Regions from separate parts of the Homo sapiens genome. Here region 1 is linked to region 2. A link is a loop called in an ENCODE intact Hi-C map of the cell type or tissue named here. Cell type or tissue: PC-9. All regions are shown on one strand. Links, peaks and the distances in the headings refer to the core of each region. The heading gives the core; the rest is flanking DNA. Region 1 overlaps SSH2 (slingshot protein phosphatase 2). Region 2 overlaps SSH2 (slingshot protein phosphatase 2).

Region 1 (14,984 bases), core at 6,540-11,539, 76 kb before region 2:
TATTACAGTTCTTTGGGCACAAAAATCTAACATTTACATTTGTTTATCTGAGTCTTTTATTTTCATTCTTGCAAACTTTCCAGGTTCTGATTATTGATTCTAGAGACAGCTCTTTCCCATTTTAAACCTTTTTTCAGTCTCTAAAGGGCATACCTTTCTAACCTAAAACCTCTCTCTTATATGCAAAGAGTGTAATACACTATGACACTTTCTACCTGTACTCCTTCTGGAAGCAGAATCTTTGTTTTGTTCTTCCTTTGTGGAAAATAAAAAAAGAGAGACAGAGAGAAAGACATGTTTGAAATGAATAATGAAATGTTGTAGGATATTTTTGTAGTAGTTATTGTTTTTTCTCTAATTCTTTTTCAGTCTTATCAGATTAGCTTATCCTTGTTTTTCAACGTGCTTCCTTGGTCTCTCAAGAAACCAGATTGCAGCTGGGCATGGTATTTTGTGCCTGTAATTCCAGCTACATGGGAATGAAAGTTACAGAGCTAGGCTTGGTTGCCCAGGAAAGGAGGCAGAATGATGTAAAGGTAGATGAGGATGGCTTCATAAATGAAAATGCAGGTGACTTGTTGGGCAGACAGTACACATATTCTCTGAGATTATTTTTCTCCTTCTACCTAATAGTTCTGTGTTTGCCAGATAGGGCAAAAGTGATGAGAGAACAAATACAAATTGTCAGGGAGCAAATTTAAAGAAAAAGCCTCTTCATCTTTCCTCACTTTTCCTTCATGTCAATATTCTTGCCTCTGTGAAGATCAGTATAATATCATAACATATACTAATTTTTAACCCAGGGCAAGGAGAGGTAAATGATAAGCTTTTTCAGCTAGCTGGGAGTCAATATTTCTTCGTTTTAATTCTTTACCACATGAGTCTCCTTGGACAGCTTATTTCCCTTTTGCTTCTTCATCTGTAAAATATTCATTGAGTCTAAATTGACATAAGTTATAAGACTTTCTATTATTTTATGTGCCACACTAAGAAGAAATAAATATTGTAATTGAACTATGATTCAGTGCTTTTTGTTGTCATCATTGTTTGGCATCCCTGGGTGGGTCATTAACCATCAGTGCTTTTATATGACATTGATTTATCCTATGTTACTGTGTGTATTTGAATAAATTAAAAATAATTGGTACCATCAACCTTCTGGGTTTATAAAGAATAAGTACAGTAATGTACTTAAATTGAGGAACACAGTGCCTAGCACATTGTAAGTACTCAACAAGTGGTAGCCATTATGTTGATGTTGATGGTGATTTGATCATGAGCACTCTCTTTTAAGTGGTGTTCATTGTTTAGGTTGTTCTTTGGGGGTCAGAATCATTAATAGGTTATATTGATGAGATTTATTGGTGGTAGTCAGAATGCCCACTCGTTTTGAAGCTGAAGTAGCATAACAGTAAAATAACATGTTTAGTTGGTTTTTGGAGGTAATTGTTTTAATGAATAGCACTTCATTGTCAATGAAATTTGTTCATGGACTACTGTTGAAGTTACCTCCAGGAGTAAGTTCTATTGACATCAACTTCCTGGGTTGGTTGAAGTCACTTTTTTTGAAGAGAATTTAGTTCAAGTATACAACATGAGTAATTTAGTTCAAGTACACAACATGTGAAACTTAGTAAAATTATATTAGTGATATTATGATATGAAACCTCAGGTTTTAATTTTTTTTTTCATTTTCTGTCTATACAGGAGGCAGACAGTGGGGAGGAAGAATGCCGGTCACAGCCCAGGAGGTATGTTTGTTCATTATATCCTACGGCATTTTTGTTGTAGGATATTTTTGTAGTAGTTATTGTTTTTTCTCTAATTCTTTTTCAGTCTTATCAGATTAGCTTATCCTTGTTTTTCAACGTGCTTCCTTGGTCTCTCAAGAAACCAGATTGCACCTGGGCATGGTATTTTGTGCCTGTAATTCCAGCTACTTGGGATTGCTTAAGGCCAGGAGTTTGAGACAACGTATCAGGACCTTCCTCCGTTTTTTAAAAAAAAAAAGAGTAAGAGCGAATGCTTTAGGAATCCAGTTACTGACTCAGAAAGATTTTTCAATGGTACATTGGTTTAAAAAGAGGCAGAAAGGTCAATTTTGGCTCAGTTTTCACCCAAGCATCCAAGGAATTATCTTGGGGGTAATAAAAAAGCAAAATTTCCTTACCTTTCAGGAAAATATCAACTGAAGAACATTTCAGCCTTCAGTTTTGTACTTAATTTGTCATTCATATTTGATAAATTTTGGCAATTCTTGCAGATTGGTAAATATTTCACTTTGTTTCTATACAAAGGGTATACTGAGTAAGTATACTGAGTAACCTACCTAATCTTTTAAAATGCAATGAAATATTTTTACCCTCTTCTCATGGAATAGTGGGCATGTTGTTAGAAGGGTGCCAGTACCCAGTAACATTAAAAGAAAACAATTGTGAGAGAAATCTAGGAAGTATAAAATAACATTTATTTTATCTCCTTTAAGGGTTTTTAAAAGTAACTCCCTCCCACAAGAAACAGGCCTGGTAAGTTCTAGATGGTCATTTCAATGTTACCAAACTTGTATCCTCTGAACTCAAATGAGCCATTCTAGATGATACAGAGAAAGGATCAATAAGCATGCTCATTGTGAAGAAGCTGGCTAAAGGGAATGCTGCTTTAATAATTATCAGGCCGGGCGCGGTGGCTCACGCCTGTAATCCCAGCACTTTGGGAAGCCGAGGCAGGCGGATCACGAGGTCAGGAGATCAAGACCATCCTGGCTAACACGGTGAAACCCTGTCTCCACTAAATACAAAAAATAAGCTGGGCATGGTGGCGGGTGCCTGTAGTCCCAGCTACTCAGGAGGCTGAGGCAGGAGAATGGCGTGAACACGGGAGGCGGAGCTTGCAGTGAGCCGAGATCGCGCCACTGCACTCCAGCTTGGGCTACAGAGCGAGACTCCGTCTCAAAAACAAGAACAAACAAAAAATAATAAAAATTATTATTATTATTATCAGGTGTTTGTTGATATATACCTCCTTCTTGTAAACTACAACTTAATATAAAAATAGTTCCTTTTCATCAGTAACTGAGATTATCGGTAGTTTTTTTCCTGATTTGTTAACACATAAATTGTGGGCTTAAGGCTTAATTTCTCGTGTCTCTTAGCAAAGAGAAGTGTCCTTCTTTTGCATAGGGCTAAGGAGGTAGAAACCAAAAATAAATTTTAGCTGAATGTGTACCAGAGGCATCGTAATCATATTCCCATTAGAATGAAAAAATAATTCTTATATTTTCTAGAAGGTCAGATTTAAAGCTCTCTGAGTCAATTTCAAGCTTTATATATTGACTCAATATCCACTGGAATAATGTTGTTCCAAAAAATTACCTAATGATGAGGCAATGGAAGTCATTCTCTTATTCACAGTACTGAATTGTCAAGCCATTAAGAACTATAAAGGCCAGGCGCGGTGGCTCACACCTGTAATCCCAGCACTTTGGTAGGCCAAGAGTCTGAGAACAGCCTGGCCAACCTGGTAAAACCCCATCTTTAATAAAAATACAAAAAAAAATTAGCCAGGCATGGTGGTGCATGCCTGTAATCCCAGCTACTCAGGAGGCTGAGGCAGAAAAATCACTTGAACCCAGGAGGTGGAGGTTGCAGTGAGCAGAGACCACACAACTGCACTCCAGTCTGGGCAACAAAGTGAGACTCTGTCTTACTAAAAAAAAAAAAAAAAAAAAGAGGAAGAAGAAGAATCATAAAGACCTGTTTTTAAGTTTTTGGCAATACTTTGTCACTTTGACCAGCAGAGGGTTTTTGCAGGCTTCTTCTATTCACAAGAGGATTACTTATAAAAATAAGAAATGAAAAAAACCTAGTAGCAACTATTAAAAAATCAAAATTTGCTAATCTGTTATAATGTCTTACATTTAGTGTGTTTGCCAAGCTATTTCTAAATCTAAAGGCTTTAGTCCGACTCGAAGCAAAGAAACTTATCTTACCTGCCAGTTGAATGCCCCTTGTAGCTATACGGTATGTAAGAGATTGATTTTTGTATGTTTGACTGCTACAGATTGTTCAGAGTTCTCCATCACTCACCACAGAATAAACCAGCATTGAATCATTTCATTAAGCATGCCTGAACTCATCTTGTCAGTTTGTGGGTTCAAATGTAGCTTGTAGTAGGAAATTAAATAGTAAACAGCATATCATTAAAACTAAAGGCCAGTTCCAGGTAACAAAGAAGACATTGCATTAATAATCTGTTATTTTTGCCAGGGGCAGTGGCTCATGCCTGTAATCCCAGCATTTTGGGAGGCTGAGGCAGACGGATCACATGAGGTCAGGAGTTCAAGAGCAACCTGGCCAACATGGTGAAACCCCATCTCTGCTAAAAATACAAAAAATTAGCCGGGTGTGGTGGTGCATGCCTGTAGTCCAGCTACTCAGGTGTCTGAGGCAGGAGAATTGGTTGAATCCTGGAGGTGGAGGTTGCAGTGAGCCGAGATCAAGCCACTGCACGCCAGCCTGGGCAGCAGAGCAAGACTCCGTCTCAAAAATTAATAATAATAATAATAATAAATCTTAACCAAATGCCATTTATTGACAAAGTCATAAAAATAATCTTTCAGACCAGGTGCAGTGGCTCACACCTGTAATCCCAGCACTTTGGGAGGCCATGTGGGTGGATCACCTGAGGTCAGGAGTTTGAGACCAGCCTGGCCAACATGGCGAAATCCTGTCTCTACTAAAAATACAAAAATTAGCTGGGTGTGGTGGCATGAGCCTGTAATCCCAGCTACTCAGGAGGCTGAGGCAGGAGAATCACTGGAACTCGGGAGGCAGAGGTTGCAGTGAGCTGAGATTGCGCCACTGCAATCCAGCCTGGGCAATAGAGCAAGACTCTGTCTCAAAAAAAAAAAAAAAAATCTTTCAGTACAATTAGACCAAACTATGATGGCTTTGTTCACAGATAACAACCATAACTACAAAAATAGATAAATTAGACTACATCAAAATTTCAAACTTCTGTGCATCAAAAGACACTATCAACAGAGTGAAAAGGCAACCCATGGAACAGAAGAAAATATTTGCAAATCATAAGGGGTTAAATCCAGAATGTGGATATAAAGAACTACAGCTCAATAAAAACAAAACCCTAGTCAGTCCACTATAACAAAATACCTAGACTGGGTGGCTGAAACAACAGACATTTATTTCTCACAGTCCTGGAGGCTGGGAAATCTAAGATCAAGGTGCCAGAATGTTCATGTGAGGGTGTTCTTCCGGGCTTGCAGACAGCCACCTTCTCTCAGTGTTCTTACTTGGTGGGGAGAAAGAAAGAGAGAGCACGTTCTGGTCTCTTCCTATTCTTTTAAGGACACGTCATGGGGGGCTCACCATCATGACCTCATCTAACCCTAACTACCTCCCAAAGGCCTCGCCTCACTTTCGAGGGTAGGGCTTCAACATATGAATTAGCAGGGGGCACAAGCATTAAGTCCATAATATTTTGCCCGGGAACCCACAAAATTCATGTTCTCATACACAAAATATATTCATTCCATCTCAACATCTTTAAAAGACAAAACATTCCAGCATCAGTTCTGAAGCCTAAAGTCCAAAGTTTTATATCATCTAAATCAGATACAAGTAAGACCAGGAATGATTCATTCTGAGCCAACATTCCTCTCCAGCTGTGAACCTGTGAAACCAGGTAAATTAAGCACTTCCAAAATACCATGGTGAGGTAAGCATAGGATAGATTTCCTATCTCAAAAGGTAGAAATCAGAAGGAAAGTAGGACTGATAGGTCCCAAATAAGTTTAAAACTTAGCAAGGCAAATCCCCTTAGGTCTTAAGACTTGAAAATAATCCTTCTTGGTTTGATGCTCTGCTCTCCAGATGCACTTGAGTGGCAGCGTCACCCTCATTGCTTCATGTGGTGGCCCTGCCCCTTCAGCTCAGTGGAGTGCCATCCACAGGGCTCTCTGCAAGAGCCCTGCCCACACAACTCTGCTTGCCAGTGGTCCTAGCCTTTGAAACTGAAGTGAAGACAGCCTGCTCCCTGATCGCCACCCATGGTGGGTGTGATGAGAGTAGAAGCCCTGATGATCATCACTGAATTGCCTTTGGGGGGATCCTTCTTCCCCTTTCTTGAAGGATAATGCGTAGTCACAGTCTTCCTTTATTCCATTTCATTTTCTCTGTTTCCCTTAGTCCTAGCTGGCAGTATTTCTGTTTGCATAATCCCTTCTCTATCCTGGCTTCTATTGAGATGGCTGATTAGGCCTGTGGTTCACACCAACACTACCCTCCTTATATGGTCAGTCAGCCACACTGTTGGTGTTCCCTTCCAAACATGCTTTCTCATTTTTTGCAATATGCACAGGCAGAGAATGTTCCAAGTAAGTTCTGGTTCCCTTTTGCTTAACTATTCCTTCTGCAATTCATTTCTCTCTTTTTGCATTTTATTATAGCAGCCAGAAGGAGCCAAACCACTCCTTCACCACTTTGCTTAGAAACCACTGTAGTTGAATGTCCAATTCCACTGTTGCAAGTTCTACCTTCCACAAAATACTAGAACACAAACACAATCCAGCCCAAGTTCTTTGCCACTTTATAACAAGGATTGCCTTTTCTCCATTGTCCACTAACATGTTTCTTGTTTCCATCTGAGCCTTCGTCAGAAAGGGCTTTTCCATCCATATTTCTACAAATATTCTGTTCGTGGTTCTTTATGTATTCTCTAAGAAGATGGAAGCATTTTCTCCAGATCTCCTCTATCCTTTCTGAGCACTCACCAGAATTGCCTTTAGCAATCCCTTCATGGCAATCTTGGCTTTTTCTAGCATGCACTTCAAAACTCTTCTACCCATTACCTGGTTTCAAAGCCTCAGCACCCCATTTCTCAGGACCAATATCTGTATTAGTCAGGGTTCTTTAGAGAAATAGAACCAAAAAGGGTATCTCATAGAGATAGATAGATATATATAGAGAGAGGGAGAGAGGGAGGGAGGAAGGGAGGAAGGGAGGAAGGGAGGGAGAGAGTGAGGGAAAGAAAGAAAAAAGAGAGAGAAAGAAAGAAAGAAAAGAAAGAAATTGATTCTAAGTAAATGGTTTACATTATTGAGGCTGAGAAGTCCCAAGATCTGTAGGCTGGAAACCCAGGAGAACTAATGGTATAGTTCCAGTCCAAGTCCAAAGGCTTAAAGAACTAGGAGAGCCAATGGTGGCTCAGTCCACCATTTGCTGAGTCCAAGTCTGAGTCCGAAAATAGAAGACCAATGTCCTTGCTCAAAGGCAGAAGGAGGAACTTCTCCCTTATTCAGCCTTTTGTTCTATTCAGGCCTTCAATAGATTGAGTGAGGACTACCCACACTGGAGAGGACAGTCTGCTTTACCCAGTCTACTGATTCAAAGGTTAATATTATCCAGAAACACCCTCACAGATAAGCCGAGAATAATATTTAACCAAATACTGGACATCCTGTGACCCAGTCAGGTTGATGGTTGACACATAAAATTAACCATCATACAACCCAATTAAAAAATAAGCAAAGAACTTGAATAGACATTTCTCCAAAGAAGATAAACAAATAAGCAATAAGCATATGAAAAGATGCTCAAGGCCGAATGCAGTGACTCATGCCTGTAATTCCAGCACTTGGGAGGCTGAGAAGGAAGGATTGCTTGAGCCCAGGAGTTTGAGACCAGCCTGGGAAACATGGCAAGACCCCATCTCTACAAAAGATAAAAAAATTTAGCCAGGTGTGGTGTCACACACCTGTCCCAGCTACTCAGAATGTTGAGGTGGGAAGACTGCTTGAGTCCAGGAATTAAAGGCTGTGGTGAGCTAAGAAGGTTCCACTGCACTCCAGCCTGGGTAACAGTACAAGACCCTGTCTCTTAAAAAAAAAAAAAAAATCAAAATCACTAATCATTAAGGAAATGCAAATTGAAACCACGGTGAGATACTACCTCATACCCATTAGGATGGCCACTATCAACATAAAGCGTTGGTGAGGATATGGAGAAATTGGAAGCCTTGTGCACTATTGGTGGGAATGTAAAATGGCATAGCTGCAATGGAAAATAGTATGGTGATTCTTCAAAAAATTAAAAATAGAATATGATCATATGATCCAGCAATTCCACTTCTGGACTCCTGGGTAGATACCTAAAAGAATTGAAAGCAGGGTCTTAAGAGATTCATACACCCGTGTTCATAGCAACATTATTCACAATAGCCAAGAGATGGAAGCAACCCAAGTGTTCATCAACGATGAATGGATAAACAAAATGAGGTATTATATGTACAGTGGAATATTGTTCAGCCTTTAAAAAGGAAATAAGTTCTGACATGCCACAACGTGGGTAAAAATGAGGACATTAAGCTAAGTGAAATAAGCCAATCACAAAAAGTCAAATACTGTATGATTCCACTTACATGAGATACCTAGAATAATCAAATTCATGCGGACAGAATAATGGTGACTGGGGGATGGATGGAGTGGGAAGTTATTGCCTAGTGGGTACGGAGCTTCAGTTTTGGAAGATGAAAAAAGTTCTAGAAATGGATAGTGGTGGTGGTTGCACAACATTGTGAACGTACTTAATGCCAGTGAACTGTACACTTAAAAGTAGTTAAGATGGAAATTTTTATGTTTATTTTACCACAATTAAGAAACAATGTATTTATGCCATACTAGCCCCTTTTTGTGATTGATTGATTGAGACAGGGTCTTGCTCTGCCACACAGGCGGGAGTGCAGCGATACAGTAATGGGCTCAGTCCCACTTGAGCCTCCCAAGTAGCTGAGACCACCGGCATGCACCACTATGCCCAGCTAATATTTTCTGTTATTTTTGTAGAGACAGGGTCTCCCTATGTTGCCTAGGCTGGTCTCAAACTGCTGGGCTCAAGTGATCCTCCTGCCTCAGCCTCCCAAAGTGCTGGGATTACAAGTGTGAGCCACCATGGCTGGCCACCTTTTTGTGATATTTGAACTCCAGCAATATTTTTTTTTTCTCAGAAGACAGGCATAAAAAGATAACATAATTACAGAAAATCAGGTTTTATATCATTGACTATTGTTGCAGTACTTTTCCTTAGTTCAGCTAAAGACAGAGTTATTGTCCCATGGCAACAAAAATTTAGGCTCACAGATGATTGAAGGGTGAGAATAATGGGATTTATGGGGCAAAAAGGAAAACAAAGGGGGAACAGGGACTTTCTGCAAGGCTAGAATTCCTGCTGGTTCCTTCCTGCCTTGCAGTTTGAATCCCAGGTTTCACAAAGGAAGAGGAGGGGCCAGGCTCCTCCCCATGCAAATTGTGCGAACTTCCCGAAGCTCCACCTCAGTATGCAGGCTGGCTGGAGTTTTGCCAGGGAACCTTTCCAACCTGTTTGTCTCACTATTTGGTCAAAAGATAAATGGATGAAATTTGATGCCAGTATTTCCTTTGCATATTTATGAACTCAACTTTTTCTTGTGTGATGACCCACTTTGCTGACCGGGGAATAGCCAGGAAAATAACTATAGAAGTAAACAGGGCCGGGCGCGGCGGCTCACGCCTGTAATCCCAGCACTTTGGGAGGCCGAGGCGGGTGGATCACCAGGTCAGGAGATCAAGACCATCCTGGCTGACACGGTGAAACCCGGTCTCTACTAAAAATACAAAAAACTAGCCGGGCGTGATGGCGGGCGCCTGTAATCCCAGCTACTGGGGAGGCTGAGGCAGGAGAATGGTGTGAACCCAGGAGGCAGAGCTTGCAGTGAGCCGAGATCGCGCCACTGCACTCCAGCCTGGGCTACACAGGCAGACTCCGTCTAAAAAAAAAAAAAAAAAAGTAAACGGACTGGGCGCGGTGACTCGCGCCTGCAATCCCAGCACTTTGAGAAGCCGAGGTGGGTGGATCTCGAGGTCACGAGTTCGAGACCAGCCTGGTCAACATGGCAAAACCCCCATCCCTACTAAAAATACAAAAATTAGTTGAGCGTGATGGCACGCTCCTGTAATCCCAGCTACTCAGGAGGCTGAGGCAGGAGAATCGCTTGAACCCGGGAAGCAGAGGTTGCAGTGAGCAGAGATGGTACCACTGCACTCCAGAGCCTGGGCAACAGAGTAAGACTCTGTCTCAAAAAAAAAAAAAAAAAAAAAAAATGAAACGCCAATATTCAAACATATTAACTGTAAACAGCTGTCTCATATGGGTCAACCTAATACAATTATAAGATGATAAATAAAAATGAACAAGATTGCACTGAAATATATCTTGCAATCTCAGGACACCTTTTTTAAGGTGAATAGTGAATAGTTATGATAGGAAACAAAGTACTTTGAGATCTTAATTTAATTTTAATTATAGTAGAATTCTTTCATTCTTGTGTGTGCCAACCCCAAGATAAGAACTGTATAAAGTAAGGAGTTTTACATTTCTTCTCTCAATTCCAGCAATACATATAATATATTATACTTTTTTTGATTACTTTGAAAATGAAGAAATTATTTTTCATGTTCAGCTGAAACCCTCCCCTATTTTTAAGCCTGGTTTCTTCCTCTTTAGTCTTTCATGGACATAAAAAATTACTCACCATCTGCTGAAAAAATTCTTCACCTTTGAAAATTTGGTCTTTATAAGGGAAAAATGAAGCAAAATAAAAACAAAACAAAAAGAAAATTTGGTCTTTTCCTCAGTTGTTTCAAAGATAGCAATGAAAATAAAATTTGCAGCAGAGGAGAGGAAAAAAGCAATGTGGGCCAGAGCTGAGTCATGATGAATGAATGGGATTTAGATAGGAGAACAGAAGAAAAGGGTAGCATTCCAAACATAGGAGAGTGGGGAGAATGGAAGGATATCATCAAAAGTCTGAAAATAGGAGCTAATGTGTTTTAGGAAAGTAAGAAGGTAACTGTCTATACCTTAAAAGCAGAGGAGTTTCAATTTGATAGATCTATGTGTAGAAGAATGACATGACTAATTCTAAATATCACCAACCATTATTCAGGAGGTCATAGGATTCACAACTTCCCTAATTATTCTTTTTTTTTTTTTTGAGAAGGAGTCTAGCTCTGTCACCCAGGCTGGAGTGCAGTGGGGTGCAATCTCGGCTCACTGCAACCTCCGCCTCCTGGATTCAAGTGATTCTCCTGTCTCAGCCTCCCAAGAAGCTGGGATTACAGGCACCCGTCACCACACCCAGCTAATTTTTGTAACCTGACCTCAAGCGATTCACCTGCCTCGGCCCCCAATTACTCTTTTTTTTTTTTGAGATGGAATCTTGGTCTGTCGCCCAGGGTGGAATGCAATGGCACAATCTTGGCTCATTGCAACCTCCATCTCCCAGGTTCACGTGATTCTCCTGCCTCAGCCTCCTGAGTAGCTGGGATTACAGGTGCGTGCCACCACGCCCAGCCTATTTTTATTTTTAGTAGAGATGGGGTTTAACCATGTTGGCCAGGCTGGTCTCTAACTCCTGATCTCAGGTGATCCACCCACCTTGGCCTCCCAAAGTGCCAGGATTGCAGGCATGAGCCACCGCGTCCAGCCCCCAATTACTCTTTTTTTTTTTTTTTTTTTTTTTTTTTTGAGACGGAGTCTCGCTCTGTCACCCAGGCTGGAGTGCAGTGGCGGGATCTCGGCTCACTGCAAGCTCCGCCTCCCGGGTTCACGCCATTCTCCTGCCTCAGCCTCCCAAGTAGCTGGGACTACAGGCGCCCGCCACTACGCCCGGCTAATTTTTTGTATTTTTAGTAGAGACGGGGTTTCACCGTTTTAGCCGGGATGGTCTCGATCTCCTGACCTCGTGATCCGCCCGCCTCGGCCTCCCAAAGTGCTGGGATTACAGGCGTGAGCCACCGCGCCCGGCCCCCCCAATTACTCTTAAAGGTAACATCACTATTGTGAACCTAAGATCAGCTTTTTGAGATGCCTTTTCAGGTGTAATGGTTAATACTGAGTGTCAGCTTGATTGGATTGAAGGCTACAAAGTATTGATCCTGGGTGTGTCTGTGAGGGTGTTGCAAAAGAGATTACCTGGGGAAGGCAGATGCACAGTTAATCTGGTGGGCACAATCTAATCAGATACCAGCGAATATAAAGCAGGCAGAAAAACATAAAAAGGACAGACTGGCCTAGCTCCCAGCCTACATCTTTCTCCCATGCTGGATGCGTCCTGCCCTCAAACATTGGACTGCAAGTTCTTCACTTCTTCACTTTTGGGACTCGGACTGGCTCTTCTTGCTCCTCAGCTTGCAGATAGCCTATTGTGGGACCTTGTGATCATGTAAGTTAATACTTAAAAAATTCTCCTTTACATATATATATATATATATAATATATGTTATATAACTATATAAATATTATATATATAATATATAAATATAAATATTATATTTATATAAAGTTCTGTCCCTATAGAGAACCCTAATAAATAAGGTTTTTCCATTTCTAACAACCGAATGACCCCACCTGGACCTGCCAACTAGTTCTGTGGCCCCCACTCAGGAACTGACTCAGCATAAAAGAACAGCTTCAACTCCCTGTGATTTTATCTCTGAGCCAACCAATCAGCACTCCCAATTCAATGGCCCCCTACCCAACAAATTATCCTTTATACCAAAACTCTGATCCAGGCCAGGCGCGGTGGCTCATGCCTGTAATCACAGCGCTTTGGAAGCCCAAGACGGGAAGATCAACTGAGGTCAGGGGTTCCAGACCAGCCTGGCCAACATGGTGAAACCCTGTCTCTACTAAAAATACAAAAATTAGCCAGGTGTAGTGGCGCATGCCTGTAATCACAGCACTTTGGGAGGCCAAGGCGGGCAGATCACCTGAGGTCAGGAGTTCGAGACCAGCCTGGCCAACATGGCGAAACCCCGTCTCAACTAAAAATACAAAAATTAGCCAGGCGTGGTGGCGCATGCCTGTAATCCCAGCTACTTGGGAGGCTGAGGCAGGAGAATCGCTTGAACCCAGGAAGCAGAGGTTGCAGTGAGCGGAGATCGCACCACTGCACTCCAGCCTGGGCGACAGAATGAGACTCCGTCTCAGAAAAAAAAACAAAAAACAACTCTGATCCTCAAGTTTTCAGGAAGACTGATTTGAGTAGTAATAAAACTCTGGTCTCGCACAAAAAAAGAAAAAATGTATAACATGACTTCCAGAAGGAGTCTGGCAGTATTATACAGCATGAGGGGAGGGGAGGCAAGAAAACTATCAAGAAAGCTGTTGCAGTAATTCAGGCAAATGGCTAGTTCCTGTACGAGAGCAGCATGAGGACAGGGATTATGTATTTTACTTTGGTATCCAATTAGCATGTAGTTGGCACTCAGTAAATGCTTAGTGAATGAACAGGAATAGAAGAATATTGATTACTGTACTAGAAATAATACTAGTTAAGAAAGGGAACTCTGTCAGAAACCATATGAAGAGTTTGACTTTGGATATATGAAACAACGGGGCATTATTCAAGTAGAAACAGTTTGAAGGCAGTTAAAAGAAAACATAGGGCCGGCATGGTGGCTCGTGCCTATAATCCCAGCACTTTGGGAGGCTGAGGTGGGCAGATCATCTGAGGTCAGGAGTTCAAGACAAGCCTGGCCAACATGGTGAAACCCCATCTCTACTAAAAATACAAAAATTAGCCAGGCATGGTGGCGCACACCTGTAATCCTAGCTATTCTGGAGGCTGAGGCAGGAGAATTGCTTGAACCTGGGAGGGAGAGGTTGCAGTGAGCCGAGATTGAGATTTTGCCACTGTACTCCAGCCTGGGCGACAAAGCGAGGCTCTGTTAAGAAAGAAAGAGAGAGAGAGAGGAGAGAGAGAAAAAGAGGAGAGGAGAGGAGAAGAAAAGAGAAAAGAAAAAAAGTTATTGGGCTGGGCACCGTGGCTTATACCTGTAATCCCAGCACTTTGGGAAGCTGAGGCAGGCGGATCACGAGGTCAAGAGTTCGAGATCAGCCTGGCCAACATAGTGAAACCCTGTCTCTATTAAAAATACAAAAATTGGCCAGGCGTGGTGGCACGCACCTGTAGTCCCAGTTACTCGATAGGCTAAGGCAGGAGAATCGCTTGAACCTAGGAGGTGGAGGTTGCAGTGAGCTGAGACTGCGCCATTGCACTCTAGCCCGGGCAATGGAGTGAGACTCCATCTCAAAAAAAAAAAAAAAAAAAAAAAAGAAAACACAGGATTAGGGCATGTCCTTATATAAGAGATGGTTTCTCAGTGGCACTGTTACTAATTTGCAGCTAAATTTTTCTTCCAGATTTCTGTCTTTGGTACCTTGTCAAGTTTTCTTTATTGTGTATTTGCTCTGTTTATTTTTTATCTTTGAGATAGGACTTCATCTTTATTCAAACCTATTTGGTGAAATAATTTTTCTATGGATTTAAATATCATGACAATATATATACTATTTTGCCCATCTTTCAGCAGTGAAAAGAGGACAAATTTATTTCTGCCTCAGTATATGTTCTAGTTAAAGACTATATTAACTTTGAGAATATGAGCATTGTACTTAAATTTTAAAAAGGGAGAAAAAGGCCGGGCGCCGTGGCTCACGCCTGTAATCCCAGCACTTTGGGAGGCTGAGGCAGGTGGATCACCAGGTCAGGAGATCAAGACCATCCTGGCTAACACGGTGAAACCCCGTCTCTACTAAAAATACAAAAAATTAGCCGGGCATGGTGGTGGGCGCCTGTAGTCCTAGCTACTCGGGAGGCTGAGGCAGGAGAATGGCGTGAACCGGGAGGCGGAGTTTGCAGTGAGCCGAGATCGTGCCACTGCACTCCAGCCTGGGCGACAGAGCGAGACTCCTCTCAAAAATAAAAAATAAAAAAAGGGAGGAAAAGTGGGGAAAAAAGTAGGTCCATTGTAAATATGAGCTGATAATTTAATCCTCATCTTTTTTATCTTTAAAAAAATGTTTAGACCGGGCGCAGTGGCTCACACCTGTAATCCCAGCACTTTGGGAGGCTGACGCAGGTGGATC
Region 2 (17,336 bases), core at 7,620-12,619:
CCTTAAATTGTCATTTGGACTTTGCCTTTTGCTATTTTTTTCTCTTCCTCCTCCTGTTCCTCCTCCTCCATCATCGTTAATTTTTTTTTTTTAACAAAAGTTAACTGCTTTTGCAAGTGTCAGAACCTAACACTGGCAGCAGTGCCCCTCCTAGATTTCATTTGTGCATTAGTGCATGGCCCAAGGGATCTGTAATATGCATTTAAACAGTTACGAAAAGAAGAATTTGTCCAGGGACTTTAAAAAGTCAGGCAGTCCAGCGATAGTAGAGAAAACCAGGCAGTAGATTTAAAAGAGATTCAACATACTTTACCATGCCTTTCTCTGTTCCCCGTGGTTTAATATTTGGGAATTAGTAACTTTGAGGAACTTTTAAGAGGTCCTACTGGCAATATATTTTTTATGTTCAGCCTAGTAAGGTAGAAAACAACTATAGAAGAGATGGTTTGGTAAGGAAAATTGAGAAACTGTTGTTTTGCAGATGGAGTTCAGTTTTTGTGGCCAATTAATTTTGAGAGTTACTGGTAAGGTTGAAATAAAGTAGCACTGAACTGACTCAATTTTTTAAATAACAAAAAAATTCCTTGGTGTTCTAGTATTTGAGAATTCACTTTTAGAACCCTATTGGTACATTGGTGGATAACACTACAATGGGACTGTGGTGTCCTTGTTGTACAGAACAGGCAAAGAATTCAAAATGCTAGAGAGCCAGGGAGTGATGTTTTAAACAAAAACAACAAAACTTGAAAATAGGCCTGTAGGCCAGGTACAGTGGCTCATGCCTGTAATCCCAGCACTTTAGTAGGCCAAGGCAGGTGAATCACCTGAGGTCAGGAGTTCGAGACCACCCTGGCCAACATGGTGAAACCCCATCTCTACTAAAAAATTACAAAAATTAACTAGGCACAGTGGCAGGTGCCTGTAATCCCAGCTATTTGGGAGGCTGAGGCAGGAGAATCACTTGAACCCAGGAGGCGGAGGTTGCAGTGAGCCGAGACTGTGCCATTGCACTCCAGCCTGGGCAACAAGAGCAAAACTCTGTCTCAAAAAAGAAGAAAAGAAAAGAAGCCTACATTTTGACTCCTGCTCTGTAATTTACTAGTTGTGTAATTGGTAAGTTTAAGCAAGTTACTCTCAAAACCTTTGTTTTCTCATCTGTGAAATGGGAAGAACTTCTGTTCATCAAGTTGTTTTAAGATAGTGGTTGTAAAGTACTAGGCATCATGCCTAACACAGGTGGGTACTCAATAAATGATAGTTACAAAGTCCCCTTTTCTTTTTTTTTTCTTTTTTTTTTTTCTTTTGAGACAGAGTCTTGCTCTGTCAGTTAGGCTGTTAGGCTGGAGTGGCACGATCTTGGCTTACTGCAACCTCCACCTCTCGGGTTCAAGTGATTCTCCTGCCTTAGCCTCCCGAGTAGCTGGGATTACAGGCGTGAGCCACCACACCGGGCCCAAACTCCTCTTTAACTTTATTTCACAGTGCTCAAAGCCAACACCTAACCACTACCATGACCATCACACAACTCCCAAAGAGAACATTGATGGACGTGCCATTGTAACAGATTCTGAGTTTCTACAAATGAAAGTTTCTGAAGTAATGGTGAAGTTCTTGCCATTATAAACAACAGCTATCCAGTAGGCAGCTGATTTTATAGGTCTGGGGCTCTGATGTTAGATCTGATCTTTTAGAGAGTCAGAGAGTTGTGGCAGCTGGCCTCCAGGGTGGTCCATAGTGGTTGTTGCCGCCCAGTATTGCTATCCTTGTATAGTCCCCTCCTACACTAAATAGGGCTGACCTATATTACCAGTATAATGTTGCAGAAATTATGATGTGTGCCCTCCAAAATTAAGTCACAAAGCATTGTTCTGCTACCTTGTTCTCCCTGGGATCACTCATTCTGGGGAAAGTCAGCTGCCACGTCATAAGGACACTCAGGCAGCCCAGAGGAGAAATTTACATGGCAAAGAACTGAGGTCTCCTATTAGCAGCCATGTAAATGAGCCATCTTGGAAACAGATCCTCCAGTCCCAGTCTAGGCTTCAGATGACTGCAGCCTCTTTTTTTTTTTTTTTTTTTTTTTTTTGAGGTGAAATCTTGCTTTGTCGCCCAGTCTAGAGTGCAGTGGCACGATCTTGGCTTACTGCAAGCTCCGCCTCCCGGGTTCATGCCATTCTTCTGCCTCAGCCTCCAGAGTAGCTGGGACTACAGGTGCCTGCCACCACGCCCAGCTAATGTTTTGTATTTTTAGTAGAGACAAGGTTTCACCGTGTTAGCCAGGACGGGACTGTAGCCTCTTAAGAGATCCTAAGCCAGAACCATCCAGCTAAGCTGTTCCTGAATTCCTGATTCTCAAAAACTGTGAGATAATAAATGTTTTTTGTGGTTTTAGGCTTTTAAGTTTTAGGATAATTTGCTATGCATCAATAGATAACTAATAAGGAGTCATCAACATACAGGATGGTGATAGCCATAAGTGTGGCTAAAGACATTCAGAAGAGTGTATATAGAACAAGGAGAGGAGTGGTGACGAAATCGTGGAAGACATCCTATTTAAGAAGTTGACAAAAGAATAGGAGCCCACAAATGAGAATGTGAAGGAATAGTCAGAAACATAGAAGGAATAATAAGAAAGTTTCAAGAAGGTGGATGGTTGTTAACCATATCAAATGGTCAGGCATTTGATAAGGACTGAGAAAATGTTCATTGGATTTTACAGGCAAAAGAAAATCCCAATTACAATGTGTTGGAAAGTGAATTACAAATGAGAAAGTAGAAACACTGAAACCCTACACCACTTGCCCTTCTCTACCTCTTTGGTCTCATTTTCTACCACTCATTGTTGGCTAACTACATTTCAGTGCCCCTGACCTCCTTGCTAATTCCCAAGCTAGCCAGTTATTCTTCTGCCTCAGGGCCTTTTATATCTGCTGCTCCCACTACCTTTTTTTCAGATAGCACAAGCTATGTTGCCCAGGCTGGTTTTAAACTCCTGGGCTCAAGTGATCCTTCCACCTCATCCTCCAGAGTAGCTGGGATTACAGGTGCACACCACCATGCCTAGCTCCCCCCACTGCCTTTAATGTTCTTTTTCCAAACAGCTGCATGGCTGCCTCCCCTAATTCCTACAGATCTCTGTTTAAATGTCAGCTTAGTGAAGAGATTTTCCCTGCCATAGCTTATAACACAAGTAAGTATACACAGCAGCACTCCCTGTTACTCTTTCTCTGCTTCATTTTTCTCCATAGCACTTAACACCATCTCATGTCTAAAATGGCAGCCACTGCTCATCTCTGGCCAGTTGTTGCTAGATGGACATGTGTGTTCAAATTTTATGATTTTTCAAAAGAAGCTGGATTTTTAAGTACAATTAATTGTCAATGGGCTGAGCGCAGTGGCTCACACCTATAATCTCCTCACCTTGGGAGGCCAAAGTGGGAGGATTGCTTGAGTCCAGAAGTTCTAGACCAGCTTGGGCAACATAGTGAGACCTCATCTCTATAGAATATTAAAAAATTAGCCATGCATGGTAGCATACACCTGGAGTCCCAGCTATTCAAGATGCTGAAGTGGCAGGATTGCTTGAGCCTGTGAGGTTGAGGCTGCAGTGAGCCATGAACACACCACTGCCCTACAGCCTGGGTGAACAGAGTGAGACCCTGCTTCAAAAAAATTGTCAATAAATTTATGTTTCAAAGCACTTTGAAGGTCAAACAGACTCTCTGTTTTAAGGGCGGTGGATAGGGTAGGGTTACTGACAAAGGATATGGAACTGGAATGGTCAGAGAGTTACCAGAGGGACTTAATGTCTTAGAAACTGAGGGGAGCAGGGGCAGGGTAGTCAAAAAGGAGAAAGTGATTTGCCGGTACACATTAGGTATTAAATGAAGAACAGAAATTGATGCTAAGCTAAAGGGGTCTTTGTCTTTAGGATCTATCACTGGGGAAATCATTGGCAAACTTAGAGTGGGGGAGGAGTTTCAGAGGAGTGGTGAGACAGAAGCAAGATGCCAGTGGGTAGAAAAATTGACTGGCAAGGGAAGAAAATGGGGACAGCAAGTAGAGACTTCCTTCTTAATAAAGAGAACTTAGACTTTCAGCCGGAACTGCCATCTTCCAGTAATTCACCAAAAACAAACACAAAGGGAAAGAGGAGAGGCACCCGATATATGTTCTCTAGGTCTTTTAGAAAAGATGGAGTTGTTCCTTTGGCCATGCATATGCGAATCTATAAGAAAGGTGATAATGTAGACATCAAGGGAATGGGTACTGTTCAAAAAGGAATGCCCCACAAGTGTTACCATGGCAGAACTGAAGGAGTCTACAATGTTAACCAGCATGCTGCTGGCATTGTTGTACACAAGTTGAGGGCAAGATTCTTGCCAAGAGAATTAATGTGTGTATTGAGCACATTAAGCACTCTAATTAATGTGTGTATTGAGCACATAAAGCACTCTAAGAGCCAAGACAGCTTCCTGAAGCACGTGAAAGAAAATGATCAGAAAAAGAAGCCAAAGAGAAAGGTACCTGGGTTCAACTGTAATAAATAAATAAATAAGAACTTAGAACACAGGATCAAGTTAAGGTTTGGGGGCATGGAGGTTGTTTTCTTTTAAGGGTATGAGAGACCAGACTTAAGCATGTTTCCAGGCTGAGGAGAAGTAGTCACTGGAGAGAGAAAACTAGGAGATGAGGGAGTGGGACCAAGGACATAGGTCACATCATTCTCTCAGATTGGAGAAAGGAGATAAGTCTGCAGGTGAGAGAAAGTAATTGAGAGAAATCACACTAGCTAGCCTCCATTTTCTTGGTAGTATAGAAGGCCAAGTTAACTGTGGAAAGTTGAAGGAAACAGAAGTTGCAATGGGACTTTGGGAGAGTAGAGAGGGTTTGGAATAACAGTGGAAAGGAGTAGGAGAGGGAGCTGTCCAGAGGTGTTAAGTGCCCCGCTGAGTCAAGTCAGTGTCATTACTGTCATCTCTGATATCCTTGCACTGAGACCGTGAATGTGCTGTGGCATCCAGAGACATGGTTTCTTATCTCCTTAAGTGTTCAGCTGCTTTTCTTTCATTTATTCCACATATAATTACTATAATTGCTAAACATTTATTTAGTGTCAGGTAATGTGCTAAACAGAGAGTTACTGCTCAGACATGTAATAATAATAAATAACACATCAAATAACCATACCATTTTAAGCTGTAGTATTATGAAGGGAAATCTGGAGCAAAGAGAATAGACTGTAGGGAAACCAGTTAAGAAATAGGACATGGAGGCTAGGTGCAGTGGCTCACGCCTGTAATCGCAGCACTTTGGGAGGCTGAGGCAGGTGGATCACGAGGTCAGGAGATCGAGACCATCCTGGCTAACACAGTGAAACCCCATCTCTACTAAAAATACAAAAAATTAGCCGGGCGTGGTGGCGGGCACCTGTAGTCCTAACTATTCGGGAGGCTGAGGCAAGAGAATGGCATGAACCTGGAAGGCGGAGCTTGCAGTGAGCCAAGATCACGCCACTGCACTCCAGCCTGAGCAACAGAGCGAGACTCCATCTCAAAAAAAAAAAAGAAAGAAAGAAATAGGACATGGGACTAGGTTGGTTAGGAAAGAAAAAGCCAAAAGGAGGTTGATAGCTAGAAAAAACCGAGGAATCACCGGGCGCAGTGGCTCACGTCTGTAATCCCAGCACTTTGGGAGGCCGAGGCTGGTGGATCACCTGAGGTCAGGAGTTCAAGACCAGTCTGGGCAACATGGTGAAACCCCGTCTCTACTAAAAATACAAAAATTAGCTGGGCGCAGTGGTGCGTGCCTGTAATCCCAGCTACTCTGGAGGCTGAGGCAGGAGAATTGCTTGAGCCCAGGAGGCGGAGGTTGCAGTGAGCCGAGATTGCACCATTGCACTTCAGCCTGGGTGATAGGGCAAGACTCTGTCCCAAAAAACAAAAAAAGAAAAAAAGAAAGAAAAAATTCAGGAATCAGGGGTCTAGGAGTCTCCCTCAGCTTGAAGAGGGAGTGAGCACATGGGAATTACAAGGAGAGGGAGTTGTAATCAGAAAGTGAGTTTAATTTCTGAAATTAAGTCCATCAAGAACTCGTGACTTCCAGAGGGACCCTGTGAACTAGAAGTCTAAAAGGAGTAAAGGTCTTTGAAGACCAAGAGGATGAGAAAATTTTGAGACAAAGTTGTTGGATGTTCATCTGTATGAACACTGAAATGTCTTAAGATTATAGTAGGATTTGGGGAATTGGGGAAAGAAGATTGGACAAGATAAGGGGTTAAAAAAAGAGTGACAAGGATATCAGAAGGTAACAGCAACAAAGAACAGAAGATGACCTTAGCCTCAAAGACACATTGCCAAGGGTGAAAGAGAATGGTCTGAAAGCAGGGTTTGACACTTAGGCCAAATGCTTGAAAGCCTAATTTGCATTTCTTCTGCGGGTGTGTTTTTAAATACCTGGGAAGGTATTTGTTGAATCATGCAAATGAAATTATTTTTTAAATGCTGAACAGTTTTTCTGAGTTAATCTCCTTTCATTTTGTTTGTTTATTCCCACCTATTTTAAACTTGGTGCCATGTCTTGGTTACTAAGAGACATGTTGGTCATCATCATGTCTCTTAGTAACCAAGACATCCAGCATTTTAAATACTAAGAAAGAACTTTTCAGGTCATTTACTTTTGAGTCCAGACAGCTTTTAAATTTTTCCATTTTGAAAAAGTATTTACATCTAGAATTTAGGGCTGCAGGACCAAGAAGCTTTGTTGATTCAGTCTGTAAGGGAAATGGGTTCCTTTGAGCTGAGGCAGTTTCTCCTCTCTTTGGAGGAGGACCTTCTCAAAAACAAAACTCTCCACCACTGTCAGTTACCAGGAGGACCTGGGTCAGTTGTGTGTTGGGAAGTTACTTGAGACCAGTTCCTTTCCTGAGCACCTAGGTTTTTGTTTGGGGGTGAGGGAGGTGGTGGTTATTTTTGGATGGTGACTGGAGGCAAGACTGAGACTGAGCCTTGCTAAGGTGGCTGCACAGAGAGGAAGACAAGAAGACAGCAGTGGTGTCATGAGAAGGTCTGGTCTCTTGGATCTTAGCAAACTCAGAAGTGTTTTGTAGCAAGGCTGCTTGGTATAAGTCCAAGAATGGTGGCTACCTGGAGGAATGGGATAGGGTGTGTTCTTTTCAAAGGTATTCAGAAGTCAAAATTATTTTAGATCTGTGCTTGGTCTCACAAGACATGGTGAATTAGGCCCAACTACTTCCATTTAGAGCCCTGCCTTAGACTCCCTAAAGGCCCTGCAGCTCTGATCTTTCATGATTTGGTAGTAATTTAAAACTCAAACCAAAAGCTAAAAGCTAAAAAAAAAGAAAGAAAAAGAGAAACAGAACAAGCATCATACCAAGCTTTGCAGTGAAATCCTGCCTTTGTTCTCTTCAGATGGACTGACCAGTGGCGTTTTCTTTGGGGGGGTTTTGTTTGTTTGTTTGTTTTGAGACACTGTCTCGCTCTGTTGCCCAGGCTGGAGTGCAGTGGCGCGATCTCGGCTCACTGCAGCCTCCGCCTCCCAGGTTCAAGCAATTCTCCTGCCTCAGCCTCCCGAGTAGCTGGAATTACAGGCGCATGCCACCACACCTGGCTAATTTTTTATATTTTTAGTAGAGATGAGATTTCGCTGTTTTAGCCAGGATAGTCTCGAACTCCTGATGTCGTGATCCACCCGCCTCAGCCTCCCAAAGTGCTGGAATTACAGGCGTGAGCCACCATGCCCAGCCTCAACTGGCAGTGTTTTTAACTGCTAGTTGTTTAAGCTATTATTTAGCAATATGTCCTGTTGTAATAACATCGAACACAGAATAAAGGGTTAAAGTGCTGCCCAGAGTGTCAGATGACATGGGGGCTTAAGCCCAGCCCTACTGCTAACTAGCTATGTGATTTTAGGGTAAATCAGTAAATTCTCTGGGCTTCAGTTGATATATTAGATTCTCTGTTACAAGCTCATAAATGTTTTGTTTTGTTTTGTTTTTGAGACAGTCTTACTCTGTCACCCAGGCTGGAGTACAGTGACGTGATCTTGGCTCAGTGCAAATTCCACCTCCCGGATTCAAGCAATTCTCCTGCCTCAGCCTTCCGAGTAGCTGGGATTACAGGCACATGCCACCATGCCCGGCTAATTTTTGTATTTTTAGTAGAGATGGGGTTTCACCATGTTGGCCAGGCGGGTCTCGAACTCCTGACCTCAAGTGATCCACCCACCTTGGCCTTCCAAAGTACTGAGATTACAGGCGTGAGCCACCGCGCTCAGCCAGAAATGAATTTTAACTATCATAAGTAAAATATTTGTCAGAAAGTTGTCAGACATCCTAATGGGAGGCTAGAGGACCAAACTTAGAGAACAGACATATGAAAGGAAAATAAATCTCAAAATCATCACCCAAATCATCACCAAGCCAAAGGGAAAAGTCAAGCTGGGAAGTGCTTAGGGCAAAACTGCCCCCCATTCTATTCCTAAAAAGATAGCTACTAAGTTTTTTAAAAGCTACATACCTCCCTCACAAGGAATTTCCTTGTGGACAAAGGACAGACAGAACTCAAAGTCATCCCTCCTCTGCCCAGTGAAATAAATGCAAACCTGATTGCCTTCTTTGGAAAGGCTAATCAGAAACCCAAAAGAATGCAACCATTTGTCTTGTATCTGCCTATGACCTGGAAGTCCTCTCCCCACTTCGAGTTATCTCGCCTTTCTTGACGGAACCAGTGTACATTTTACATATATCGATTGATGTCTCATGTCTCCCTAAAATGTATAAAACCAAGCTGTGCCCCGACCACATTGGGAACATGTCGTCAGGACCTCCTCAGGCTGTGTCACAGGCATACATTCTTAACTTTGGCAAAATAAACTTCCTAAATTGACCGAGACCTGTCTCAGATATTTGGGGTTCAAAGGAAAGAGCTAAAGTCATTCAGGGAAGACCAGGGAGCAGGAGCAGAGTGTCCCATACCTCGACACTCCCCATGTATCTAAAGCAGTACGAATAATGGGGTATGGTCCCAGGGGAGAGTTTCCAGGGGAGATTCAGATTCCACGGGGAGAATTTCCAACTGCCAGATGTAAGCCACATTCCAGCTTCCTACAAAACCCCTTGCAGTTCCAGAGTTGGACGCCACTAGAACCACATTTGAATGGATTCCCCAAAAGGAGAGTAGGGTGATATTGAAAAAGATAAATCTATTGCTGAACAGCCAAAACCAACAAATGTCAAAGCAGATGTGCCCCATCTGTAAAAGCTAGAAGGTTAATTGTATGACCAATGGTAAAATTATTGATCCTAAATTATGTCTCTGTCAGACATTTCTAAGATGCACATGGTTAAAGCAAAAATGGAATTAGAAGATCGTATCAGTAAGTGAACATTCAAAATGAACAGAACAAGTAATTTTGGTTTTTTGTTTTGTTTTTGCCTTCCATTGATGATCTGTAGTGAAAAGACCAGGAAGTTTCGTCCAGATTGGAATTTGTCTCTCAATCTTGAACAAACAGATCCTTTTTCCCCCCTTCAGTTTTAGGAAAGGGGAAAAACAGATAGCTGCATCCTAGTATAGTTGTGCTGGGCATTGTGCAACAGAGTTTAAGTGGAAGATGAGCTGGAACTAAGTCTGATGGTTATCGTTAATGAGTAAGAACCAGAGTCCTAAGCTCTTCTCTGCTTCGGCCGGTAATTGGTTTACTCATGTGGCCCAGTCTCTGCTGGTCTGGTGATAAGGAGATAAATAATCCTGACTCTTGCATTCAGAGGCATGTGTCTGGGAAGTCAATGCCCTCAGGGAGAGGGTTCCAGGTATGGCTGGGCATTCTAGTATTCAATGTTTGGTCATGCTGCAGGGGTAGGGCGGGAATGTCTAATTACAGAGAACATTACAATATATGAGTTTGGATTTTCTCCTGTTGTATTCTAAATTCCTTTAGGATTACAGAATCACATTTTCTTCACTACCTAGAGGTGTACTTTTGACTTTTGAAGCCAGGTTGCATACATCAAGGAACAGTTACTTTTTCCTTCCAGTTTTAGGGGTTTGGCCAGATTTTTTCATTAGGCATTAGTATTGATAGTTGTGTAATTCCTTGAACTCTGGTCTGATATTTGAAACTTTTTATTATGAAATTCCCTGTCTGTGGTGTGGTCACACCAAGTGGGAACATGAATTCCTTTCCACCTAGTGGGGTTGACAGAAGCTGTCCTAGCACCTTGAATCTGAAAATTAAACAACGAAGCAGAGAAGGCTTATCAGGAGGAGAAAAATATTGGGAGAGTGGAATATATTTGAAAGTTTTTGCTAGATGAGTATTCTTCAAGACAAAAGTATGAGTTCAGATTATGTGTGGTACTTGAATTTAACATAAATACCAACCAACTCACTTTGTGCAATAATACTGCATGCAGTCGTTATTACACAATAATTTGCCTGCTAATTTTGGCTTCAAGCAGAAATATCAAACCAACTCCAGAGTTTGGCATTACAAACATAAACATGAAAATCTGCTTCCTTCATTTTAGTATAACATCTACTTTGTGCCACTTGATTTCTCATAGTAAATGAGCCATTTCTTCTTATATGTGTGCATGTAGAACAGTGGAATTTCTATCCAACTGACGTTCAGCAGTTAGGCCAGGTATGTTGTTGCTTTGTTTTGCTTCCTTGACCTTCCTGCTGGTCATGGATGATCACCCTGGCCACATTCCTCAAAGATTATTTCAACCTCAGAACAGTTAAATATTTTCTTCCCTTAGTTGACCTTTTCCTCCACACTTTGTCTAAGAAGAAACTACCAGTTAACAAATGTCATACTTTAGGAAGTGATTTTGATCAGAAAGGATTGTCACAGAGCACTTTCCCAAATATATTTAAAGCCGAGTGCTCTTTCCTCCATTTTTTGAGACTGAGATGCCACTGTCATTCCCAACAGATATTACAACTTGCTCTACTGTCCAGCCCAGCTGGATTCATCTCAGACATGTTCTTTATTCCCCTCAGTGTAGTCTTTCTGTTTATGGCCTTGTTGGGGAAGTGGTGGGGAAAATGAGAAGAGTTGGAATCCGAATGGATTTCAGTTCTTTTCTCTCACTCCTGTACTCTACATTTTTTTTTTGAAATGGAGTTTCGCTCTGTTTCCCAGGCTGGAGTGCAGTGGCGTGATCTCAGCTCACTGCAAACTCCACCTCCAGAGTTCAAGCAATTCTCTTGCCTCAGCCTCCCAAGTAGCTGGGATTATAAGCGTGTGCCACCACACCTGGCTAATTTTTGTATTTTTAGTAGAGACGGAGTTTTGCCATGATGGCCAGGCTGGTTTTGAACTCCTGGCCTCAAGTGATCCACCCTCCTTGGCCTCCCAAAGTGCTGGGATTACAGGCATGAGCCACCACACTCAGCCCCTGTACTCTACTTTTAAATTCTATTCTGTTGAAAAGGTGTGTAGGTAAGACATTGTATTTCGTCCGCCATAAACTATATCATAAAGCGAAAACAACATGGTAGAGCATGATTTGGAGCATAAGCTTTCAAGTCAAATCTTGGTTTGAATCCTTGCTCTGAGGCTTACTAGCTGTATAGATTTTAGGCAAGTAACTTATGATCTCTGAGCCCTCAGTCTCTTACATGTATATTGGGGGTAAAAATAGTACCTACTTCATAGAATTGTTAGGAAGGTTAAATAAAGTAATGTAAAATGCACCTAGCATACAGTAGATATCTAGTTGAGTTAGCTATTATTAGCTCTCTCTCTCTCTCTCTCTCTCTCTCTCTCTCTCTCTATATATATATATATATATATATTTCTTAACTAGGGATGACTTTCCCCTTATTGAGCAAGCAATCTATGGCAAAGAGAAGCATAGATGTTTTTAAGTTATAAAGACTCTGGAGAACTTCACTGTCAGGAGTGCTCTATTAGAAAGGTGATTCTGTCATTTTTGTATCAAGCAGCTAATTATTCTCTTTAGATCAAGAAAATAGTATTTTCTTTATCTCATTCATTCCTTACTGTGGGGCTTCTTAAGTCCTTCGGGGTTATATTTAACTTAGGTATCTGTAATCACATACAAATGACTTCATAGAGTTTACTGCAGTTCTGTTTCTGTGCCAGACTCTACAGAACTAGTCAATTCAGAAACATGAAAAAGTTTTCACCTGCCTTTCTAAAGAACCGGTTTTTTTGTTTGTTTTTTTTTTTTTTTTTTGAAGCAGAGTTCCCCTCTGTCGTCCAGGCTGGAGTGCAGTGGCACAATCTCGGCTCACTGCAACCTCCGCCTCCCAGGTTCCAGTGATTCTCTTGCCTCAGCCTCCCTAGCAGCTGGGATTACAGGCACCCGCCACCACGCCTGGCTAATTTTTTTGTATTTTTAGTCGAGATGGGGTTTCGCCATGTTGGCCAGGCTGATCTCGAACTCCTGACCTCAGGTGATCTGCCCGCCTTGGCCTCCCAAAGTGTTGGGATTACAGGTGTGAGCCACCACGCCTAGCAAGAACAGACTTTTTAATTAGACAATTGACAACTCCTTGTCAATTGAATTTTTAAGCAGCTGTTTCAGGAAGACATATTTACATAATAAATCTTTTACTATTCTGGCAAGATATACCAACCTTTTATCTTACACAAAAGTATATGTGATTAAATTTACATATAATTTTCTTCATATGCAAATAAAGCATTTAATTTTCAAGTGGAATTTTATCTACCTAAACTCTGGTGGTGGTTATAAATTTTGTTTTATCACTTCCATGCTATGAATTTTTTTCTGTTATGATAAGAGATTTTTGTAATCAGCCACACGCTTATTTCTGGTCCCCTTGTGACCAACAGAATGTCACTTTTTTGATAACTGAGGGGTCATAACCTGGGGCCATGGAATAAAGAGGATTGATTGTACCATCCAGATTATCTGCCACGAGTCTCTGGGAGCCTGTATCGCGCCTATTATAATAGTATTTAATAGTAGTCTCGGGTTGGGCATGGTGGCTTACACCTGTAATCCCAGCACTTTGGGAGGCCAAGGCGGGCGGATCACTTAAGATCAGGAGTTCCAGACCAGCCTGGGCAACATGGTGAAACCCCGTCTCCACTAAAAATACAAAAATTAGCCAGGTATGGTGACGTATGCCCATAGTCCCAGCTGTTCGCGAGGCTGAGGCACGAGAATCGTTTGAGCCCAGGAGGCAGAGGTTGCAGTGAGCCAAGATCTCACCATTGCACTCCAGCCTGGGCAAGAGAGCAAGACTCCATCTCAAAAAAAAAAAAAAATAGTAGTCTGTTGGCCTACCTTGTACAATTTGTTCCATCAGAAAAGTTTATTGACATTTGTGTTTCAAATAGGAAAGCCTCTTTTCTCTTATATGTGAATTTGTGATATTTATACTATATGTGAGTTTGACTCCTGGCCTTTCTTTTATAATCAGGAGTTTCTGGAGTCCAGGTGGCTTTGAACTAACCAACAGCCCTTGTCCAGCTCCTTAACCCTTACTTTGAGAAAGCCCTGCATTCATTTTAAATAACACATTTAGATATGCTTTAAAGCAAGAATGTACTTACATATACTTTAAAGCATAAGCAACAAATGTATCTATAAAAAAACAGTATTGCTGAACTCCAAAAACCAGGAAGTTCTTTTTTTTTTTTTGAGGCGGAGTGTCGCTCTGTCGCCCAGGCGGGAGTGCAGTGGCGCAATCTCGGCTCACTGCAAGCTCCGCCTCCCGGGTTCACGCCATTCTCCTGCCTCAGCCCCCGAGTAGCTGGGACTACAAGCGCCCGCCACCACGCCTGGCTAATTTTTTTGTATTTTTAGTAGAGACGGGGTTTCACCGTGTTAGCCAGGATGGTCTCGATCTCCTGACCTCGTGATCCGCCCGCCTAGGCCTCCCAAAGTGCTGGGATTACAAGCGTGAGCCACTGCGCCCGGCCAGGAAGTTCTTAAAATAGTGTTTGTCAAAGAGAAACTACCTATCTCACAAAAGGAGTGACTGAAGTATGTTCAGTTGTTTTAAACTCTTCAACAAATATACACACTTCTTTTGTAGATGTAGCGAACTGCTTTGTTTACTGGAACCCACAGTGTCCAAAGCTGTTACTTTGCCTGGTGAATAGGTAGAATATTTAGCCTTTATTTTTAAAATATTTTCATTTAGTAAAGCAGCAGTTGCTGTGTTGGCAAAAGTGTGAATTTCATTTCCTGTCTGTGGTGTGGCCCACTCATCCTGTCACTCAGACATTTTGTTTTAGGTTGTTCCCGTAATGTGAGTGGAACAGAGTGACCCACAGTAGGGTGGCATGTGAACACCACGGTTGTAACAAGAGAGAAGGCTTGTGCAACAGACCACAAGAGAGTAATGCTTTATTTAAAGATGAAAACAAAATAAAATCAAGGCACCACCACCCCCAGCCAGCATGCAGATTTTTAAAGTGACATCTGTGGATTCTTTTGTTTTTAGAAGGTGTGTTTCAGTCTATTTGGCAGGTTACCTCAAAGGTTTTATTAGCTTCATGGACTTTATTAAAGGATAAAATTGAATCAATGTCTGATAACATTATAGAGGTGATTTAACTTCATTTGCTAATCTATCATCAAACATCTTAAAGTCCATTAATCTGCCACATATATTGAGTTATATAATTTATTACTTTTACATGTGAGACTTGTCCTAAATTACAATTTCTGCTACAGTGACAGGACAGACATACAGTGTGGAAAAAACTGGGATAAATTCATTCATCCATCACCTATTGTTCAAGCAGCTAATACGTGCCTTAGACTATTTCCAGTGCTGCAGCTACAGTGATGCACAAAATTAAGTCCTTGCCCTCTTGGAGCTTATATTCTACTATAGGAAGGTAACCACAACAGGTATACACCTAAATAAATATAATTTTAGTTTATGATAAATATTCTGAAGGAAACAAAACAGAACAACAGGATAGAGTATGATTGGAATTGGGGGAAGGAGCAGTGATATGTAAGCTGAGACTTACATAATGATAGGCCACAAGAAAAGTATTCCAAGTAGGGAACAGAAAGCACAAAGTCCCTCAAACATCGAAGAAACAGAAAGAAGAATCATAGATCATGGTAAACAAAAGGGGAGATGATACAAGATCAGAGGAGTAGTCCTGTAGGATGTTACAGGTCCTTGAAGACCAAGCTAAAGACTGGTTTTTTTATTTACAAGTACAAAAGGAAGCATTTGGAGGGTTTTAAGCAGGGAAGTGACACTGTACAATCGATGTTTTTTAAGTCACTCTGGTTGCTATTTGGTGAGTAGATAGATAATCGAGGGCAGAAGTGGTTGCAGATAGACCTGTTAAGAAGTTTTTTTTTGATACAGCACCTGGGGTTTGTTTCACTTTAGGGGCAAGGTAAAATGGGTGAGGATGTAGAAGAAACAAAATTTGCCACAAATTAAAGCTCAAATGTGATGGGAACATGGGGGCTTACTTATCATAGTTATTCCCTCTACTTTTGTGTATGTTTGAAATTTTCTATAATAAAAGGCTTAAGAAAAACTTTTTAAATAGTGGTCCAAGTAAGGAATGCTGGTGCCATGGACCAGTGTGATAGTGGTGATAGGGATAAGTGGGCAGGTTCAAGATATATTTGAAAGTAAAGCTCACAGGACTTGCTAATGGATTAGATATATATTATAGGAAGGAAAGACACTAAGGATGACTATTAGGTGTTTTGCCTAAACAACTGGGAGAATGAGGCTGGAGAACGAGGCCAGAGATTGACTTGAGGGTGGGGGAACTCAAGAATTTAGTTTTGGCAACGTCAATTTAACATTGCCAGTTAAGATTTCCAAGTGGAAATACTGAGTAGACAATGTCATTTACAGTCTGCTAGCTAACCTTTAATAGCAGTACTGTACTCAAAAGCAATTTAGAATCCTCTATTAGGTATTTCTAAACTTGGCTATTTGTGAGTTAAGTTCTGTCCTTTCAGATTCTGTGAGAAACTTGATGGATAACTTGAAAGGCTTATTTAGTTTATTGATATGAAATAATTTAGATTTATTTTCTGGTTGTTTGTGGGTATCCACTAGTTTTTGTGTTTTGCTTTTTTTTTTTTTTTTTTTTTAAGAGACAGAGTCTTGCTCTGTCGCCCCAGCTGGAGTACAATGGCGCCATCATAACTCACTATAATCTCGAACTCCTAGGCTCAAGTGATCCTCCCACCTCACCCTCCTGAATAGCTAGGACTACAGGCATGTGATACCACCCCCAGCTATTTTTAAAATATTTTTTCAGAGATGGAGTCTCACTGTGTTGCCTAGCCTGGTCTCAAACTCCAAGACTCAAGCAATCCTCTTGGCTTGGCCTCCCAAAGCACTGGGATTACAGGCATGAACCACTGTGACCAGACCAGTAATTGTATTTTGAATAGTTACTATCCTCAGCAGTAATTCTCCACCTATATTATCATCTTGTGAATGACAAACTCAAGTAGGTTAAACACACTTCCTGCCTACTACTTTTCACTGAGTATGGGGATACAAGTTGGCAGTAGTAAAATTTTGAGGTAACATTTTACTGTTGTGTATATTTTAAACAAATTTTTTTTGCAAACTTTGGACCTATTACTAGTAGCTAAATATTGTAACATACTTCACATCTGATCAGGACGGTATTGAAACATCATTACTGATAACCTTCTACTAATCTACTTATAATAACTAATATTTATTAAGGGCTTTTTACTGTATGCTAGGCACCACTTTAAGAAGCTCTGTTCTCATTGGCTCTTTACAACAACTTCATTTTATTATCCCTGTTTTACAGATAAGGAAATTTAGGCCTACTCTATTAGGAAGAAGTAAAGCCAGGATTCAAACTCAGGCATTCTGGTTTCAGAGCCTGCGCTCTTAACTGCTGCCATGTAATGTATATAGAATATTGTAAGTTTTGGCTGGGCGCAGTGGCTCACATCTGTAGTCCTAGCACTTTGGGAGGCCGAGGCTGGTGGATCACATGACATCAGGAGTTCAAAACCAGCCTGGCCAACGTGGTAAAACCCCATCTCTATTAAAAATACAAAAATTAGCTGGTCGTGGTGGCTCGCTCCTGTAATCCCAGCTACTCAGGAGGCTGAGGCAGGAGAATTACTTGAACCTGGGAGGCGGAGGTTGTTGCAGTGAGCCGAGATCGCACCACTGCACTCCAGCCTGGGCAACAGAGTGAGACTCCATCTCAAAAAAAAAGAATATTGTAAAGTTTTGTTTCAGAAAACTTGTCTAGAGGCCACGCACAGTGGCTCACGTCTGTATTCCCAGCACTTTGGGAGGCCGAGGTGGGCGGATCAT

What was found. A loop is a pair of places that touch in the nucleus more often than their neighbours do. Peaks named below come from ENCODE experiments on the same cell type or tissue, not always from the same donor. Only the 100,000 strongest peaks of a DNase experiment are listed, where the experiment ranks them.
Region 1: it touches region 2 in a loop (5-fold over the local background); 10 of 110 quality-filtered maps call a loop at or near these places.

The regions. Positions count from the first base shown.
Region 1 is chr17:29,780,661-29,795,644 of GRCh38, reverse strand. SSH2 (slingshot protein phosphatase 2) reads left to right here. Exons shown (of 16, transcript NM_001282129.2): 3 at 1,708-1,751. Among named protein-coding and RNA genes, the nearest start is that of SSH2, 140 kb to the left of the region's middle. In PC-9, for the core only: no CTCF peak of the experiment used is centred there; a DNase peak (open chromatin) is centred at 9,394; H3K4me3 peaks cover 499 bases; H3K27ac peaks cover 2,864 bases.
Region 2 is chr17:29,703,483-29,720,818 of GRCh38, reverse strand. All of the region lies in intron 3 of SSH2 (slingshot protein phosphatase 2), which reads left to right. It also overlaps the pseudogene RPL21P123. Among named protein-coding and RNA genes, the nearest start is that of SSH2-AS1, 73 kb to the right of the region's middle. RefSeq lists enhancers at 7,071-7,700, 13,961-14,150. In PC-9, for the core only: CTCF peaks have their summits at 9,747 and 10,058; DNase peaks (open chromatin) are centred at 9,788 and 10,708; H3K4me3 peaks cover 1,651 bases; H3K27ac peaks cover 2,757 bases.